Linked DNA regions of Mus musculus: region 2 is linked to region 1. The links are chromatin loops, found by intact Hi-C in ENCODE. Cell type or tissue: left cerebral cortex. All regions are shown on one strand. Each heading gives the region's core, and the rest is flanking DNA. Links, peaks and the distances in the headings are about the cores only. Region 1 overlaps Eml6 (echinoderm microtubule associated protein like 6). Region 2 overlaps Rtn4 (reticulon 4).

The links. Peaks named below come from ENCODE experiments on the same cell type or tissue, not always from the same donor. Only the 100,000 strongest peaks of a DNase experiment are listed, where the experiment ranks them.
Region 2: it touches region 1 in a loop (1.8-fold over the local background); 2 of 42 quality-filtered maps call a loop at or near these places.

The regions. Positions count from the first base shown.
Region 1 is chr11:29,790,663-29,799,297 of GRCm38, forward strand. It overlaps Eml6 (echinoderm microtubule associated protein like 6), which reads right to left. Exons shown (of 42, transcript NM_146016.2): 22 at 4,559-4,700; 23 at 1,598-1,750; 24 at 1,311-1,442. Among named protein-coding and RNA genes, the nearest start is that of Gm39671, 14 kb to the right of the region's middle. In left cerebral cortex, for the core only: no CTCF peak of the experiment used is centred there; DNase peaks (open chromatin) are centred at 4,134, 4,653 and 5,608; H3K27ac peaks cover 2,988 bases.
Region 2 is chr11:29,740,457-29,749,091 of GRCm38, forward strand. It overlaps Rtn4 (reticulon 4), which reads left to right. Exons shown (of 9, transcript NM_194054.3): 6 at 525-594; 7 at 1,044-1,090; 8 at 1,239-1,297; 9 at 1,531-3,958. The coding sequence ends at 1,573. Eml6 (echinoderm microtubule associated protein like 6) reads right to left here. Exons shown (of 42, transcript NM_146016.2): 39 at 6,974-7,077; 40 at 6,302-6,455; 41 at 5,792-5,892; 42 at 2,595-4,154. The coding sequence ends at 4,130. Among named protein-coding and RNA genes, the nearest start is that of Rtn4, 52 kb to the left of the region's middle. In left cerebral cortex, for the core only: no CTCF peak of the experiment used is centred there; DNase peaks (open chromatin) are centred at 3,442, 4,142, 4,536, 5,852 and 2 more places; H3K27ac peaks cover 2,732 bases.

The DNA of each region.
Region 1 (8,635 bases), core at 250-8,249:
CCACAGGTTATAAAGCTCAAACAAAGTTCAAATTCTAGTGCAGCACAGCTAAACATCTGCCTGGCCCAGTCTGAGACTATCTCAAAAAATACTTAAAATGAAGTATGATTTATTAAATAACTACATATTTATTAAATATAACTAATTAAATAAAAATAGCAGTGTCTCTGCAGGAACCTCTTCCTGGGTCAGACTCTTGTCGCCTCTCTCTGACTTTCATCAGTTGATTTTGGGAATGCCCCAATGAAAATAACCTGCAGATACCCAGTGCCTCCAGAACAAACTCAGCATGGATGAGTGTGATGTAAGAGTCCCTTTTGACTCTGTCCTTGTCTGGATTTCCACATCCCTTCCTCCTACCCGCTCAGCCAAGGGTTCCTCACCACTTCTTAACTATCCACTGGTCCTCCTCCCAGTTTGGCACCACATTCCATTTGCTGGGTGATCCCCTTCTTAACTTTGCTATGTGGTGAGCCATATCTACATAGACATCTTGGATTTCCCTTGGAGCTATCTCCTCAGAACAGACACAGCACAGACCACAAGAGACTATGACTTCTTTGCAAGTGAGGATCCTGCCCACTCCTAAATGTGTGCTCTGGACTCTTAGCATCAACCATGTCTCCAGACAGAATCTAACAGTGACATGCTGTGTAGCACTTACAGGGACTCATCCCATGCCTACATCATTGTGTTCTTATATTCTTTCAAAACTAGCCCATTTCCCTCCCTAAATTATAAGGTTTATAGAGAATAGAAGCCAAGTCTTACTTCTAGATCCACATTTTCTGACTTAAGACTTTGTAAATGGTAGATGCTAGATGTATTAAATAGACAGGCCTTCACGGTTTTGTGGAAGTAACTTGGCAGACACAAAGGGGAAGCTAGGCGCTTTGGAGAAAGATAAATTCAGGTGAGCTGAGTATAGCTTTCTATCTCTGCCAAGAGCTGAAAATTGCTTGAGACATCAGGGGCTGAATTCCCGGAGAGGGTCCTGGTCAGGAAGGATGAGTAGATAAAAGCAAGGACAGATCATATGCAACGCAAAGCATGGCAACTCAACGTACCACAGGCTTTCTTGATCTTAAGCCACAGTGACTTCCATTAATAATGAGATGCTTATGGAACAGAAAAATTCTCAAAGTGTTAACAGTAATGGCTCCTGGGAGGTCAGGTTAGCCTGGGCTGTTGGGTTATCCTCATACACTGCCATGGATCTTCTTCCTGTTTTTTACTAAAACTCAATTCCATTCTCTCTGGAAATGATGCATGAGTTTAAGTTTTATCTTAAAAACCACAACCTGTTTTACCTCTAGAGTCCCAGTCAATGTGTGTGATGTAACTAGAAGCTCCTTTACAGATGCCAACCCTCTTGCTTGTAAGCACGTTGTAGATATCCACGAAGTTATCATGAGATGCCACAGCAAGGTATTTTCCTGTATCTGTAGAGACACAGTAACAGAACACAAGTTCACCTCCAGGAACATAAGATTTTGAGGTGGGAGAAAGGTCAAAGAAACTTTTAGAATAGTCCATTTTTATATAAAAAATGATTTAAAGATTGCTATTTTTTTTTAAGTATTACTGCCATCTTCACCTTTTGAAAATTTTATATCAGAGATCATTTCTTTTCTGTGATGGAAGGAGAGCATGTCTTCCACTGTGTCAGCATTCACCACCAAGAAACTTCCATCATTCAATCCAACTGCTAGGGCTTTCCCATCAGGGGAGAAAGCACAACATCTTCCTCCTACAAAAGGACCGAAGAGAATCATAATTGAGCACTTGGCTGTTGAGTAAAGCAGATGGAGACACAGGAGAAATATGCATGTGTATGCACTCACATGCTTACATGTAACTGGGCCTTTAGCACCGCCACCCAGGTGGGAGTTAAAATGTCATCATTTGGGGAATAGTGAGATGGTCCTGTGGGGAAGAGCACTTCTTATGTAAGCCTGACAACCTGAGTTTGAACCTGAGAATCCATGGTAGAAGGAGAGGACCAACTTCCAAAAGTTGTCTGTAGATATCATGTGTATGTGTGTACATACAACATAATAAATGTATATTTTTAAATCTTTGAAAAATAGCATAATTTAAATGTCTTCTTCCCTCCAGAGTATCAAAATCATATTTTAGGGCTGGAGAAACAGCTCAGAGGTTGACAGCACTTGCTGCTCTTACAGGACCTCAGTATGGTTCCCAGCACCCATGTCAGTAATCGGCTCTCCACTCCCTGTAACTACAGCTTCAAGTACTCTGACATGCCCTTATTTGGGCACCTGCACGCACATGTACATTCCACAACACAGATACACACAATTAAAAAATAAATCTTAAAATACATTTTCATTTTCCATAATGTTTTTCCACTTATTTCTTTATCTTGGAGTATCTGGGCTTTTTAAGGTAGGTAGGTGAGCCGGTGCAGGAGAGGGTTAGGTAGATAGCATAGCTCTCTGAGAAAAGAGGACACATTTAAGAACATGAGTTCTCCAATAAAACTTCTAGAAACCATTTTTTTTTTTTTTTTGGACATCATGACTGGAAACACATTTTTTTTTTTTTTAAAATTTAGAAGCCCTCTTAATTTTAGTTTTTCTGCTTCATGGATCATAATGCAGTCAAGAGGTAGAAGATTTGAGATGACACAGTCCAAGCCATGCTGCTTTGTGCTGGAACAGCTCAATCTGGCTTCCATAGGGAGCCACACCTGTGCTGATAGATGGTGAAGCTATGTAAAGCTAGTAACTTGGAACTGGCTTATGTAAGCAATCTCTCTACTCATTTGTCCAGTTAATGCTTACCTTCTGTGAGTCTGTCAAGTCACTGTAGTGAGACAGTGAAAAGACCAGCTAGCCCTGGGGACAGTCATCAGGGTAGGTGAACCATAATTTACCATACAATTTAGGCCACAGTTTAGAGCAAAAGGAGAGATATTTATACCAGGATAGCAAGGGAAACTAGAGGAATTGTTATCTAAGATGCAGCAACAGTTGCTCTTTTGAACCAATATTTAACCTAAAGAATAAAGTCCACTGACTAGCTTCTACCATAAGGCACTAGTTTCATTTTGCAATGCAAGTTAGTGGGCAAATGATTCAATTATTCAGAGCATGGCTCTGAATTTGGTTGAAATCCTTGCCCCACCCGCTGCCAAGTTGTAAGAGTCCAGGGTAAAGTGAGGCTATGTGGGGAGTTAGTGACAACCAGTGTGCAGGCATGAGGCCACCGTGCTGCAGTGTGCACTGCTTCACTACTCACTAAGTAGATGATGCTGGACAAAGTACTATAGTAACCTGTCTCCATTTTCTGATCTGTAAGTGATATGAATGGTAGCCTTATGCACCAGGTCTCTGCAGAATAAAGGTGATGTACCAGTGTGGTCTCTGGCTCACACTGATACTACCAGTCAGTATGATTTCATTTGGCATTGTTCCTTTAGAATATGCCCTTATGTCTCTGCATACAGAATGACCCAGTACAAATATTGAAAGGACAGAGCCCAAGCTCAGCCCTTCCTGTCTTAAGAATTTTTGTTAGACCTCAAGGCTCAGCTCTCTTGTTGCTTCCCTAAGAAAGCAGTGCGAGGTGGCAAGTCTGAGCTGAGCTTCTGTGGCCTCTTGCTCATGTGGGGTCTTCATCTACTCTCTGCCTGAAGCTGGCAAGTGGTTTGTGTCAGAGGCCCCCTTGCCTCTTGGCGTCTGGGTGGGTCCAGGATGGAGTTTGTAAGACTGGAAGGTAGAGAACTGGCAGGCTGAACTGTCTGATCCTCCAGGCACCTCCTGAAATGCCACCATCTCAGACACTCCACCAACCACTCTGTCCTTTTGTCTTTTAAAGCTCAGAACTTTCGAGGACACCTGCAGTTACTGGTGGCACCACAGTGCATATTCCTTGTCATTTCTTTAAACCCTACCCACTCCTTTATAAAGAATCCTATTTTTAGGCCCTTCTCAAATTACCTGAGTAAGCAGGCCAGCTGCTGCTGGGAGTCCTTTCAAATCTTGTCTGTATCTGATTCTAAAGACGAGACTGTTCTCTGTGGGCTCTTAGGGCCTGACATACAGAGGTACTCAAGAAGCATTTGGTGAACTGTTATCTCTTGGCAGATGCCTGTATTGTGTGCAGATGTCCAACACACATTTATGACTTCAAAAAATATTTTTTTCTACCAAACTGACTTTCTACTTTCCATAAATGCTGGAGACTGTTAGTCATAGATATAATTAGTGTTTTTCTCCCGTTGTTTTGTTTTTACAAGCTGACACACTTCAGCTCTCAATGAGAAGAGAACACAGGGGCAAGCAAGCACGTGTAGTTCAAGCAAAGTGAATGGGGCTGGGGCACTCTGAGATCAGACTAGCGTTCTGGAAAGTCTCCATGCACTCTTAATTTTCACTGCACAGTGAACCCTGAATTGCCTTGCTCATATTTTTGGGATTGTAACAGGTGCTCTCATTAAACAGTGGTTGAATGAGTAAGTGAGTGAGTGAACCTAACATAGTCTGTTGCCTGTAAACAGACACCTTTACCTGTGAGGAGATGTCTTATGTACCTTTTTTAAGTTTCCGTACAGCCAGCATGCGGTGCTGGGAGGATAATTCCCAGATCCGAAGTGTTTTGTCATCACTTACTGTCGCGCAGATGGGCAGGAGCGGGTGTGCTGCCAGCCCCCACACTTCCCCTTCCATGTGTCCCTGTGGAAGAGGAAAGAAGGCAAAGTAAACCCATGCTTTCTGCCCAGCTGAGAGCACCTCAAGCTGAAAGTGCCTCAGACAGGTGAACACATGAATAAACAGCTCCCTTCAGCCACAATGGCCACACTATTTCATTTCTTATGAATGACCTTTAAGCTAGGTGTTTCTGAGACAAATCATTTTTTTTCCAGAAAGTAAAGCATAGTGCTCACTGCTTATGGATAGCAGATGTTTTCTCACCTAGCAACAAATATCCAGGTACATGGTAAACTTTCCACCCCTCACCCTTGTTTTGTGTATGTGTGCACATAAGGATGATTACAGTGTTTCTATTCTTTATGTGTGAAGGTCGAGGTTAACATTGGCTGTCTTCTTTAATTGCTCTTTACCTTTGGCAAGGCTGGCTGACCAATGAACTCCAGGGAAATACTTGTCTCTGCCTATCTCCAGCCCCCAGCTTTGGAGTTAGAGATGTATGCCACTACACCTAGATTTTTAAGTGGGTACTGGGGATCCAAATTCAGGTCCTCATGGCTGCACAACAAACACTTCACCAAATGAGAAATCTCCCTAGATCCTTATCCTGCTTTATATAAATACACTATGTAAACACATTATGGTAAAACGACTTAATCCCATTGACACCTAGTACTGCCTTTTATGAGTACACACTATAAAGTGTAGGTGCCATCCACCCTTGTCATGGAACTAGACAGCAATACTCTCGTTTATACACTTGTAGTCCTTCAAATGCAGTGGGTTGGGTTTCTCCTGTCCCAATACTGAGGACTGAACTTAGAGCCTCATGCATGCTACTCAAGCATTTTACCACTGAGCTACAAGATGCATTTAGTCTGGCTGAGAAGAAATAAACCTAAATTCGGACTTGGAAAATCATGTTGCAGCACAGACTCAGCATTTGTTCATACGCTGGTGTGCCTGTGTATGAATCATGTCTATGTCCATACCTCCAGGCTCCCTACTGGGATGCCTCCTAGAGGACCTTAAACCTCTAATCCTGGTGCCTGATTTAAAGGCTTCTAGACTCATACTCCTTTGCGATCAAACTTGTTCACAATACCCATTATATAATGACTTTAAATGGCCGCCTAATGTCACTTTTGATCATATCATTATAAGGGGTCTTTACAACTATTGCTAGTGATCTGGAAGATGGAAGGAGGTTTCCTATGTCCAGGCTTCTTCTTACCTTCACTCCAAACTTTCTCTCTGTGCTTCCTTGTTTCCCAATTCAGCTCCTTCTAGCTATGAAATCTCAACTAGACAAAACTTCCACCGTCCTTGATCCAGCTAACAAGCCTCTTCCTTGGCTTCTTCAGCTTACCCTATTTCCTAGCCTCTTCAGCTTCCTGTCCTCTTCTAACTTCCTCTCTAACCATCCCACAGGGAGGGACATCACTCCCAAATCACCCTTCAGCCAATCTCCTAGGCCTGGTCATGGATAACTGAAGGGGCCCAAGCTTCCTTGACCAGATCACTACCATCACTAACAGGGAGCCCTGTGTAGTCATTATGCTATCAGATCAACCATCTTCCTCCTTTTGGATACTGGGGTCACTTACTTGGTCCTGATGTTGTTTTGGGGATCTACCTCTCAGGGTAGGGGGGTAGCCTTACCAATCTTACCAAACCCTTTAGTTGCATTTTTAGGGGTGTTCCTCTCACCTATTCTTTTCTGGTAGTGCCATGTAGCCTCCCTCAGCCTTGAGCAGGTTGGCTCAGCCCTGTTCTGCCTCTGTGAAGGAGACCACCTAGGGTGGAGTCTTCCGACCTACATAGGTCTATTGTTCTGACACCTCTGTGCTTTTCTCCAAGATGCTGCTACCTGCTGAGTGGCTGAACCTGTCTTCCTGAGCCGATCCTGAATAAGCAACAGCCTGGTGACCAACTGCTGACAGCCTGGCCACAAAGCATCAAGAACCTGGTGTGGTGGGGCATGGGCCTTCCCCCTTCATAAGCTCAGACTCTTAAGTAAACTTTGAGCCTTGATCAGTATCTTGTCTCGGTCTTGTTATTTCTCTCGACATTTCCTCCCATGCAGCCCCAGCCTCCCCTTCAGGAACCTGGTTCATGTAGCTGCAGGCAGCTACAGTGCCATTGTGTCCTGTCCCCTTATTAGGAAGGAATCTTCTAGCCAAAGTGGGAGCCTCTATTTCTTTTGTCCCCACACCATTCACCTAAACTCAAGCTTGCCAGCAGTCCCTCTCCGCCTTCTTCTAGCTACCCAACCTACTGGCTCTGACATGTCATTTTCTTTGCCAGCCCCCGAGGTGGACCCCCAAGTCTGGGACATCCAGAACCCCTCTGTTGCTAAACACCATTCCTCTGTTGTCATCCAATTACAGGATTCTACCTAGTACATCATGCAAGCTCAGTATCCCCCCTCTCTCCAGAGCCTCAGGGGATATAAGCCTCTCCTTGACCTCCTAAGAAAAAAAGTTCCCTATCCCACTTCTTCCCCTTTTAATACCCACTATACTTGAAGTTAAGAAACCCAACAGGTCCTATCTCCTGGTTCAAGATCTCAGGCTCCTTAATTTTGCAGTGGTTCCTCTCCATCCTGTTTTGGCTAACCCTTATATGCTTCTTTCCACTATCCTCTCAGGGACTTATTTCTCAGGCCTAGATCTCAAGGATGTATTCTTTTCTATCCCCCTAGAAGCCCAGTCACAAACCATCTTTGCCTTTACCTGGACTGACCCTGACACCCATGTCTCTACCTAACTCACCTTGACTATTCTACTTCAGGACTTTTGGGATAGCCCATAACTGTTTGGTCAGGTCCTGGCTTCTGACTCTTTGTCTTTTCCTAGATCTAAGCTTATTCAGTATGTTGATGACATTGTCCTCTGTGGTCCCTCTCTACAAATTAGCCAAACCAATACCTGTGCTCATCTAAGTTTCCTATCCAGCTGATGCTATATCTTACCTTCTAAGGTTCAATTGCTCACCCCTCAGGTCACCTACTATGGACTAACACTCCAACCTACAAAGCCATTACCTTAGACAGAAAAACCTAATCCAGTCTCTAGCAGTCCCCTCTACTAAAGAGGAGATTTTTATCATTCCTAAGAATATCTTGCTTTTTACATTCCTGGGTTCCTTCCTTTTCCCTCCTTTCTTGCCCCTTATATGAAGCAGCCTTAGGGCTGACACAGGAACGTCTTCTCAAACCTGTTATTAAGCCCCTTTAAAGGCTCCAACAGGGCCTTCTTCGGGCCCCAACCTTACACATCCTGGACCTAATATGTGCCTCCTTCCCTATGTAACAGAGAAAGAGGGATGTGCCTTTGGGGTCCTAGGTCACCAACCAGGACCCTCCTTTGCACCCATAGCATACTTGTCAAGGAAATTAGACCTAACCATCCAGGGAAGGGCATACGTGCTTTACCAGATGCTGAACTTATTTGAGAATCCAACAAATTAACCTTTGGGTTACCTATCACTACCTTCTCTTCTCATTACCTGTCCTAGCTCTTAACTTACAAAGGCTTATAGAGTCTACCTCTGTCCAGGATTCTTTCACTTCAGGTAGCACTAACAGAAGATTCTACCCTTACTTTCCAATCATGCACACCTCTCAATATCTCAAGCCCTCTTCCCTGACCAAATGCTGTTCACTTCCCATTTCATTCCTGCACTGAAACCTTAGAGGAACTATCGCCCCATCCCTCACACACACAGGAGGGCACATTGTCTCAGGCCATCTATACCTGGTACACAGATGGCAGCTCCTTTATATATGAAGGGTCCTGGAAAGCTGGCTATGCTATGGTGTCAGATATGGAGGTGGTTGACACATGGCCCATTTCTAACCACACTACTAACCAACAGGCTGAACTAATAGCTCTTACCCATGCCTTTCAATTAGCATAGGGACAATCCCTAAATATCTATACAGACTCTAAAGCCAT
Region 2 (8,635 bases), core at 287-8,286, 50 kb before region 1:
CCCATGTGTATTGCATTTCCATACACTTGGCTTGTTGCAGTCCTAGTACTGTCAATAGAGAACATGACAGACAAGCTTGTTCTCAGACACTGGCCATAGCTGAGAAATCCTTTTCAGAGATCTACACCCAGGCATAACCTTGATTTGTGACTTAGATGAAGAAAAAACTTTCAGGGTGAGGTGATAGGAAGTACAATTTATTAAAATTAAGGCCAAGTGGCCAGAAAGGAAGTGCTTTCTTTTCTCCCATTGTTGAAAGCTAGACCGTGACTAGAAGTAGAAGGGCAGTGTGTCCTTCCTTCCCATGCTCTCTGTTCTGAGGGAAGGCAGTTCTGCTCTATCATGGCTTCTAAAGAAAGTGAATCAACTCCCATTTTTGGTCCTTAGGTTTCTGAAGTAAGACAATAAATAAAGACTGACTTTACTGGGTTTTCAAGGTCTGTGCCTGTTAGACTGGCATTTAAATGTATATGTTTCAGAAGAAAGTTTAATTTTGCTTATCATGGGCTCTTGTTTGATTACAGTTTGCAGTGTTGATGTGGGTATTTACTTACGTTGGTGCCTTGTTCAATGGTTTGACACTACTGATTTTAGGTAAGTCTACAAAAAGATTGACAAGCACTTAGGGACATTTTTAGAGAATATCTTTATTGTAAGAAAAAAAAATAAAAATGTGAGATTGGGAGATGTTTAAGTAGCTGATACTGTTTTATTGAAATGCTATGTTAGCTCCTGAAGACTACTCCAGCTAACAGCTGCCTTAGGTGCACTCTTGAGCTTAAATTGGGGAAGCTGTATTTTATAGAATCTCTGTGATGTGATTTGAAGCTAAGCATGGTTCCTTCAGCACATGCAGGAGAATGTGAGCATTTCCCAGGCCTCAGGAGAATGTCAACATTTATGTAGGCTTTAAGAGTACTGTCTGGTTACCTTGATTACTATTGGCTTGATAGTATGATGTTGACTCCTAGAATGGTACCAGTCTTCTTTTTTTTTTTTTTTTTTTTTAATTTATTTTTAAAGCTCTGTGTTTACTTTTTCAGCTCTGATCTCACTCTTCAGTATTCCTGTTATATATGAACGGCATCAGGTAATTTCTTAACTGTGGAGATTGCAGAATATAGAGCTCACTCTTATTATAAAGGACTTAGAGCTAGTCTTTAGTTTGTTGGTATGTAGTACTGATTGATATTCTTTGGCAATATTAATTTTATAATGCTTTTATCCTCTTTTCTCAGGCGCAGATAGATCATTATCTAGGACTTGCAAACAAGAGCGTTAAGGATGCCATGGCCAAGTGAGTATGCCCTGCAGCCTTCTTACCAAGGGCGAGACCATCATCCGGCAGTGTCCTTCTGAGGCCAGCATTAACTCTTTTTAATGCTTTTTTTTAAAAAACATTAGGCAAAGGTGGAAAATTAGTTTGTATTTTGGTAGCTTTATGATTCTCTAAATAATATACAGCATAACGTTTTTTAAAGAAGTGGGAAACAAACACAAAATTTGACATTTTTCTTTTTTCATTTGTAGAATCCAAGCAAAAATCCCTGGATTGAAGCGCAAAGCAGAATGAAAAGGCCCCAAACAGTAGACATTCATCTTTAAAGGGGACACTCCCTTGGTTACGGGGTGGGCGGGTCAGGGGTGAGCCCTGGGTGGCCGTGCAGTTTCAGTTATTTTTAGCAGTGCACTGTTTGAGGAAAAATTACCTGTCTTGACTTCCTGTGTTTATCATCTTAAGTATTGTAAGCTGCTGTGTATGGATCTCATTGTAGTCATACTTGTTTTCCCCAGATGAGGCACTTGGTGAATAAAGGATGCTGGGAAAACTGTGTGTTATATTCTGTTGCAGGTAGTCTGGCTGTATTTGGAAAGTTGCAAAGAAGGTAGATTTGGGGGCAGGAAAAACAACCCTTTTCACAGTGTACTGTGTTTGGTTGGTGTAAAACTGATGCAGATTTTTCTGAAATGAGATGTTTAGATGAGCATACTACTAAAGCAGAGTGGAAAAATCTGTCTTTATGGTATGTTCTAGGTGTATTGTGATTTACTGTTAGATTGCCAATATAAGTAAATATAGACATAATCTATATATAGTGTTTCACAAAGCTTAGATCTTTAACCTTGCAGCTGCCCCACAGTGCTTGACCTCTGAGTCATTGGTTATACAGTGTAGTCCCAAGCACATAAACTAGGAAGAGAATGTATTTGTAGGAGCGCTACCACCTGTTTTCAAGAGAACATAGAACTCCAACGTAACCGTCATTTCAAAGATTTACTGTATGTATAGTTGATTTTGTGGACTGAATTTAATGCTTCCAAATGTTTGCAGTTACCAAACATTGTTATGCAAGAAATCATAAAATGAAGACTTATACCATTGTGTTTAAGCTGTATTGAATTATCTGTGGAATGCATTGTGAACTGTAAAGCAAAGTATCAATAAAGCTTATAGACTTACCTTTGTGTTTAGTGTTTTAGTTTCATGAATGCACAGCAAAAACACGGTGGTAGGCTTAGAGAGTGGACACATGGTAACATGCTTTTAGAAAGGTTTTAGTTCATGAAACAGCTTAAGAACAAAGAATATATTTACATAGTGAGATTTATTTGACTCATAACAAAAGGTTTTAAATTATTTTATACTTTGAAAATAAATTCATGCACCAATATTTTAACAGAATACAGTGCAAGATTTATGAATATACATAAAATTACACCATATAAATTTTACAAATAAGACTTTCAAAGTCTTTATAACAGACACTATTGCTCTTCAAATATATACATATATCATTGATTAGTCAGTTGTTCATCCACATGGTTACTTAATGCAAGATCTGTCTGAATGAAATGTCAGTAGTACAAGACAGGCAGACACAGTGATCACTCAGCATCACCAGGTACAGAAAACAGAATCAGGGCTGCATAGGGCTCTACTGAGGACCCAGCAACCTGCTAGTGGGTTGATGTAAGGCATTAATAAGTTGGCGTGTAAAATAGCTTAATGTGTAATCTAATTCTTTTAGAATGCTGAAGCACTTCTGTGGTAAATGTTGATAATCTATTCTTTAACTGAAAATGCTTATTTCAACCTTTCTCTAAAATGGCAACTTCATATAACTAGAAACTCAAGGTCTAGAATTTTAGTGCACAGACTGGAAGGACTCGGTGGTGTGTGTACTCACGACTCCAACTCCCATCAGCCTTCTTAACTAATAGTCGTCAAGTCACATTCTGTCCGACAACTGACTGGAGAAACTCAAATACTCCTTACAGTGGGGAATATGTTCAAGAGGTTTTTAAAAATCTGAATTTACCCTGCATTAATCATCTGAAATGAGCAGAGCCAAGCCAGTCCTACCCAAGAGGGTGTAAACTAAACAGCAAGACAGCTCACTCGTCACACTGGAGCTTTCCCTGCTTTCCGTGTTGCTACTTTCTGTGGAGCTGGACTCTTCTTTGCTGCTCACCTTATAACTGCTTTCCTAGAGCAGGACATAGTGGTGAATTTGCTAATCCCATAGCCCTCCTCAGTTTTGAAGTTTTAGCACCATGTGAAGGAAGAAGACGACATGGGAGGTGAGGCAGCAGCCCACACAACTGGGAACTTTGAAGGCACTTAATGGATATAAAACTGCAAATGAAACTTTTAAAAATTAACATTTTAAAACTTGTTTATACATGGCTCATTTAGTTTTGAAAGCTAAATGTGGCAAACAGGGTATTTCTGTACTTAAGTGCTTCCAACTTACATTGTGTCCAGTGAACATTCTTAAAATACATAGAAACAGAATAGCAAAACACCTTTGTAAAAGTCTTAATGCAAATTAAACGCTACATATTGGTTAGGGTAATTGAGGATGTAAATTTTATCTGTGGGCTACATCATCCCAATTTTGCCGTTAGTGAAGTTACAATAAGTATAGGTTTTAGTCTCCAGAACAGAAGCAAACAGTCTTAGTATTCATTCTTGGCATCACCATCTTGCAAAGTTCAGATTATGAGAGTCCTACAACATCTCTGTTCAGAGCTTGTGTGTCCCACAGCAGTTGGCGTCGAGGAGGTGCCCCTGCACTGCCTACAAGTAGCTTGGGAGAAGCAGCCATAGTGCACGGGGTTCCAGTGTTTACAGACATCGCCACACAAATACACTGAAAGGCAAACGACATTTTTGTGTGGTCAGATACTATAATGCTGCCAAGTGTTCCAGACTGAAAAGTGTAAACCCATTGCAGCCTACTCTCCTTCCCCGTCATCACTTGGGCTTTTTTTGTTTTTTTTTAAGGTTTTTTTTTGGGGGGGTTGGGGTGAATAAGGTTTTACTATGTAGTCTGAGGATTATAGATGTGAGCCACCATGTCTGGTTTACTGTTCTTTTTTGGAACAGTTCTTTGATGTGTGTCTCCCTTAGACTCCTTTTGCTGCTTTGAGCATTTGTGCATAATGAAGTCACTGGAGACTTGGCAGCCCAACCTCACACTATCTGTCCTGTGACTATTGAAGAGGGTTGAGTGTGTTTGAATGGAGCCCTTTTTACATGTTATACACCATGTCCTCAAGGCCTTATGCTTTTAAGTTACTTTAAGTCTTGTTTGTAAACAGAAGTCACTTTGTATTTCCTGCACTGGGCTGGCCAGTTCGTTTAGGCCTTTTCTTCCCAACTTGTTCTGTTTGGCTGGTACTGTTTGGAATGAATGTTCATTATTCCAAAGGAACTGGTGTAAGTAAGTACTACCCCAAGCAATAATCCCCGCAATAGCTAGCACAGTGAGCTGGAGGTGGCTCAGCAGGCAGGCCATCACGGCGCACTGTGTTCTTTATAGGTGCCTCTCTTACAATTTGACTCAGATCACTAAAAACATCAAAATTTATTTGTAATAGTTTAAAATTAATTTTGTGCCTGTACACATACACGTGCAAGCTCAATTTCAAGGGTGGGTTCTCTGCACTCAGGTTATCAGGCTTGCTAGACCCGTTTTACTTTTTCAGCTACCCCTGAGTTTTTATTAAACAAAAACAATATTTGGTAATGTAATAAAACCTTTAAATATATTGAAATTGAGTTATAGAATGACCTGGTCCTGTCCTCTCCATATGCTAGGAAACCCTCTCCTACCTCAGAAAGAGGCTTGCAGACCTATGGGTTAGGTTGGAAGGGTTCCTTCCTTCTAAAACAATGGCTTCCAAACCATGCTTCAGGCCAAATAACCTGCATATTTCACCTGACGGCCAAAAGCTGCCTTGGCTCTTTGTCCAAATAGCTCCTTGGACTTGGGCCATGGACTGGCCCTAAGACTCAGCATCTCCCGTTTCTCATGGCAACTCATTTGCCTCCACTATTTCTTAGTGTCACTAAAGGCTCCATGTTATTAGCATCTTTAAACTTAAGAAGATGTTATTAGCATCATTAAGCTAGGCTGGCAATTCTCAAGGACAAATGGGTGAAGGTTGATTTAACCTGATTCTCAGTGATTGTTTCTACTAAAGTTAGCCATTCCAGATTTCTTACCCTGTGCCTCTCGCCCCCCAGCAATGTTTAGCTGTCATAGAACCTGAGCTCAGCCAATCCCAGGAGAGCCCTAGAGGGGACACGGGCCTGCCAAAATTTGTTGAGAACGCCAACAACAGAATATGGTAGGAAATTTTTGGTTTTCCCCTAAAAACTCGTGAAATTTCTTTCTTATTGTTCCATATCAGACCCTTCCTGTGTCCCTGGCAGAGCCTGGCCCACAGGACACCCCAACTAGCAGAACTGCCCGAGGAGCCAACCAAATTAATCTGGTACAACCTGCAGTCGTCTCCTCCTGTGCTGACCACATACTTGTCATCGGAAGAGAAGCGGATGTTCGTCACATGAGCAGAGTGACCAAAGTAACGTTTGTGCTTGGCCTGTGAGGAAAAGCAAACGCAGCGGCTGAGCACATGTTGACCCCAGTAACTTGTTGGGTTATTGATCCACCAGCTGCCCCACTTCCAGAAGCCCCCACTGCTCTGTGTGCAGAAGGCCTTGATGAGAAGGGTGCCTGCCGTGGCCTTGCACTTTCCCTTACTCTTAAGGCTGTAGACTTCTCTCCCCTGATGCCCAGGCTCAAGTCTCAACAGTAAGCACTGCACTTTCCAGGTGCATCAATCAGCCACCCTTGCTGATTTCCCTGCCTGATTTCTTCCCCAACTTTGTGGCCATTTGTCCATTCACCAGGGGCAAGCCAAAGCCCCATGGGGCTGGATCCATGATAACTGAAGGTCATCTATATGACTGTATAGGAGCATGGTCCGGAGACAGCTCAGGAGGACTCACGAATTTTTCTGTGCATGGAAAATCAAAGAGCTTCAGCAGCCCGAAGTCATCCCCTGTGACAATGTTCAAGCCAGCATGGGTCACACATGCACAGTTGACATCAGCCTTGTCTGCGTTTCGTGGCCAGATTCCAATGACTTCATCTCCGAGAACACTGTTCCAAGAGGAAAAGGTATTAGGAAGATGGGACATAGTTTCCTAGGGTTGTTGTCCCCTCCTAAGGTAAAAAGTAGATAGGAATTGTAGGTCATTTGGTCACGTGGGCACACCCTGCTCTGCATTTTCACCACCAGGCACAGCCCTTCCCCAACTCCCCTACATTCCAGAAAGAAAACTTTTATTTTATTTTTTCTTCCTTATAGTTCCACTGAATATGTATGTTGGCAAGGACAGAGTTCCTGTACCTTTTATCTTTAGGTTACTAGAAGCTTCATTGTTGCTGGGCTTGGCAAAACATTTGAACTTGCTGAATGTGGCTTGGGGTTGGTACGAATGATTAAACAAAAAGAAAGCCCTGATCGCATAAAATCCTCCCCTAAGCCAGTGTCTAGCAGCTTTGCATCCTCCCCCACTGAGAAAAGACAGTTTCATCTCAGCTCTTCCTATCCTGGCCATCACAAACCCAGAGGCAGAGCTGGGGCCTCTTCCTCAACCAGAGTTCTCTTCATTTACCTTGTCCAGGAAGCCCAGGTGATCTTCTCAACAACCATGGCTTCAGTTACTTGCTTCCCCAGGGGAACTTCATGTACTTGGCGCTTATAGGCTCCTGTTGACACCTGCAAGAGGAGAGGAACTGAGTCCATCTGCTTCCTCAGTTCCACAGACTCTCTTGGCTGTCTTTCCCAACACTAACTCTGCCCCAGTTACGCTTTTCTTTAAATCCAAACTCAGCTCCTGGCTACAAAGCCAATAAACAGTCCGTTGCCCCACAGCCCATGCTAAAATTCATAGGTAGGGTGTGTTCTACCTCCCCAACCCCTGTCAACACACAACAGCCTATGTTAAAATTCAGAGTATCTTCTATCCATTTCTACCCCCACCACGAGGGATGGTGAACATGTCAAGTGCCCTCTTGGAGTCTCCTAAAGGAAACTGGCCACTGTTTTCACATTAAAGGACACTTGCCAGTGTCTTACATCCTAGGTCTCTTCTCTCCCCATGGGGATGGTGTCTCTACCCATGTCACCAGGGTTTTCCTTGAGTTCATGGAAAGATCCTAAATCTTTCCCACCTCAGGTTTTCAATGCAGATGGCTTGGGACAGAAATCCTGCCCCCTTTGTTAACTCCCTCCTACAGGGCAGACATTGCTCAGCCTAACGAATGCTTTTTTAGAAGGGAGGCAGGTCTAAGTTGAGTGCCTCTTCAGATGCTGCCTGACAAGCTACACTTTGCCTTGACTGTCAGTCCTTGCCTTCTCCATGGAAGTGTGATAAGCTCCAGAAGAAATGAACATACTATATCTATCCAAAAGCCTGCCTAGCTGAGGCTTTGTTGGATACATTTGAAAAATGAATATAGGTTCTCCTCTCCTCCCCCTCTCCCTTCTTCCTTCCTTCCTTCCTTCCTTCCTTCCTTCCTTCCTTCCTTCCTTCCTTCCTTCCTTCCTCCCTCCCTCCCTCCCTTCCTTTCCTTCCTTCCTTCCTTCCTTTCTTTTTCTTTCTTGTTTTTTGAGGCAGGGTTTCTCTGTGTAGCCCTGACTGTCCTGGAACTCACTTTGTAGATCAGGCTGGCCTTGAACTCAGAAATCTGCCTGCCTCTGCCTCCCAAGTGTTGGGATTAAAGGTGTGCCCCACCACCGCCTGGCTTAAGCACTCCTCTTTCCAGGCTCACAGATGCTGAATGCTGAAGTAACTTCTGTTGTTAGCCACAAGTCCCAAAGGTAGGACCCCTTGATCTTGCCTCTCAGCTGTGCAGAGACCCAGTCGTGAGGTCTCCAGCCCATTCTGGAATGCAGCAGCCATACTTCCCAATAGAATTTGGAGAATAAACAATAGCAAGCTTAGAAGTGCAGACCTAAAGAACTAGAAATTCGGAAGTTTTCTAAAACTTATTGAAATTAGTCCTCCGGTGCATGTGCGTACATGCAAATGCCTGCTGTGGTACTTGCCAGAGGACAAATTGTAGGGATCAGATCTCTCCTTCCATCATGTGGGTCAGGGGGAGGGGTTGGACTTGGTTAGCAGCAGGCACAGTTACCTGCTGCGCCATCTCCTCAGGCAGAAATGAGGAAATTTTGATGATGAGCTGGTGGAGGTAGGGTAAAGGTGACTGGGGATATGTTCCCTGGTATTCATGTTTTGTTTTTGTTTCTTACGAAAAGACTTGTACACACA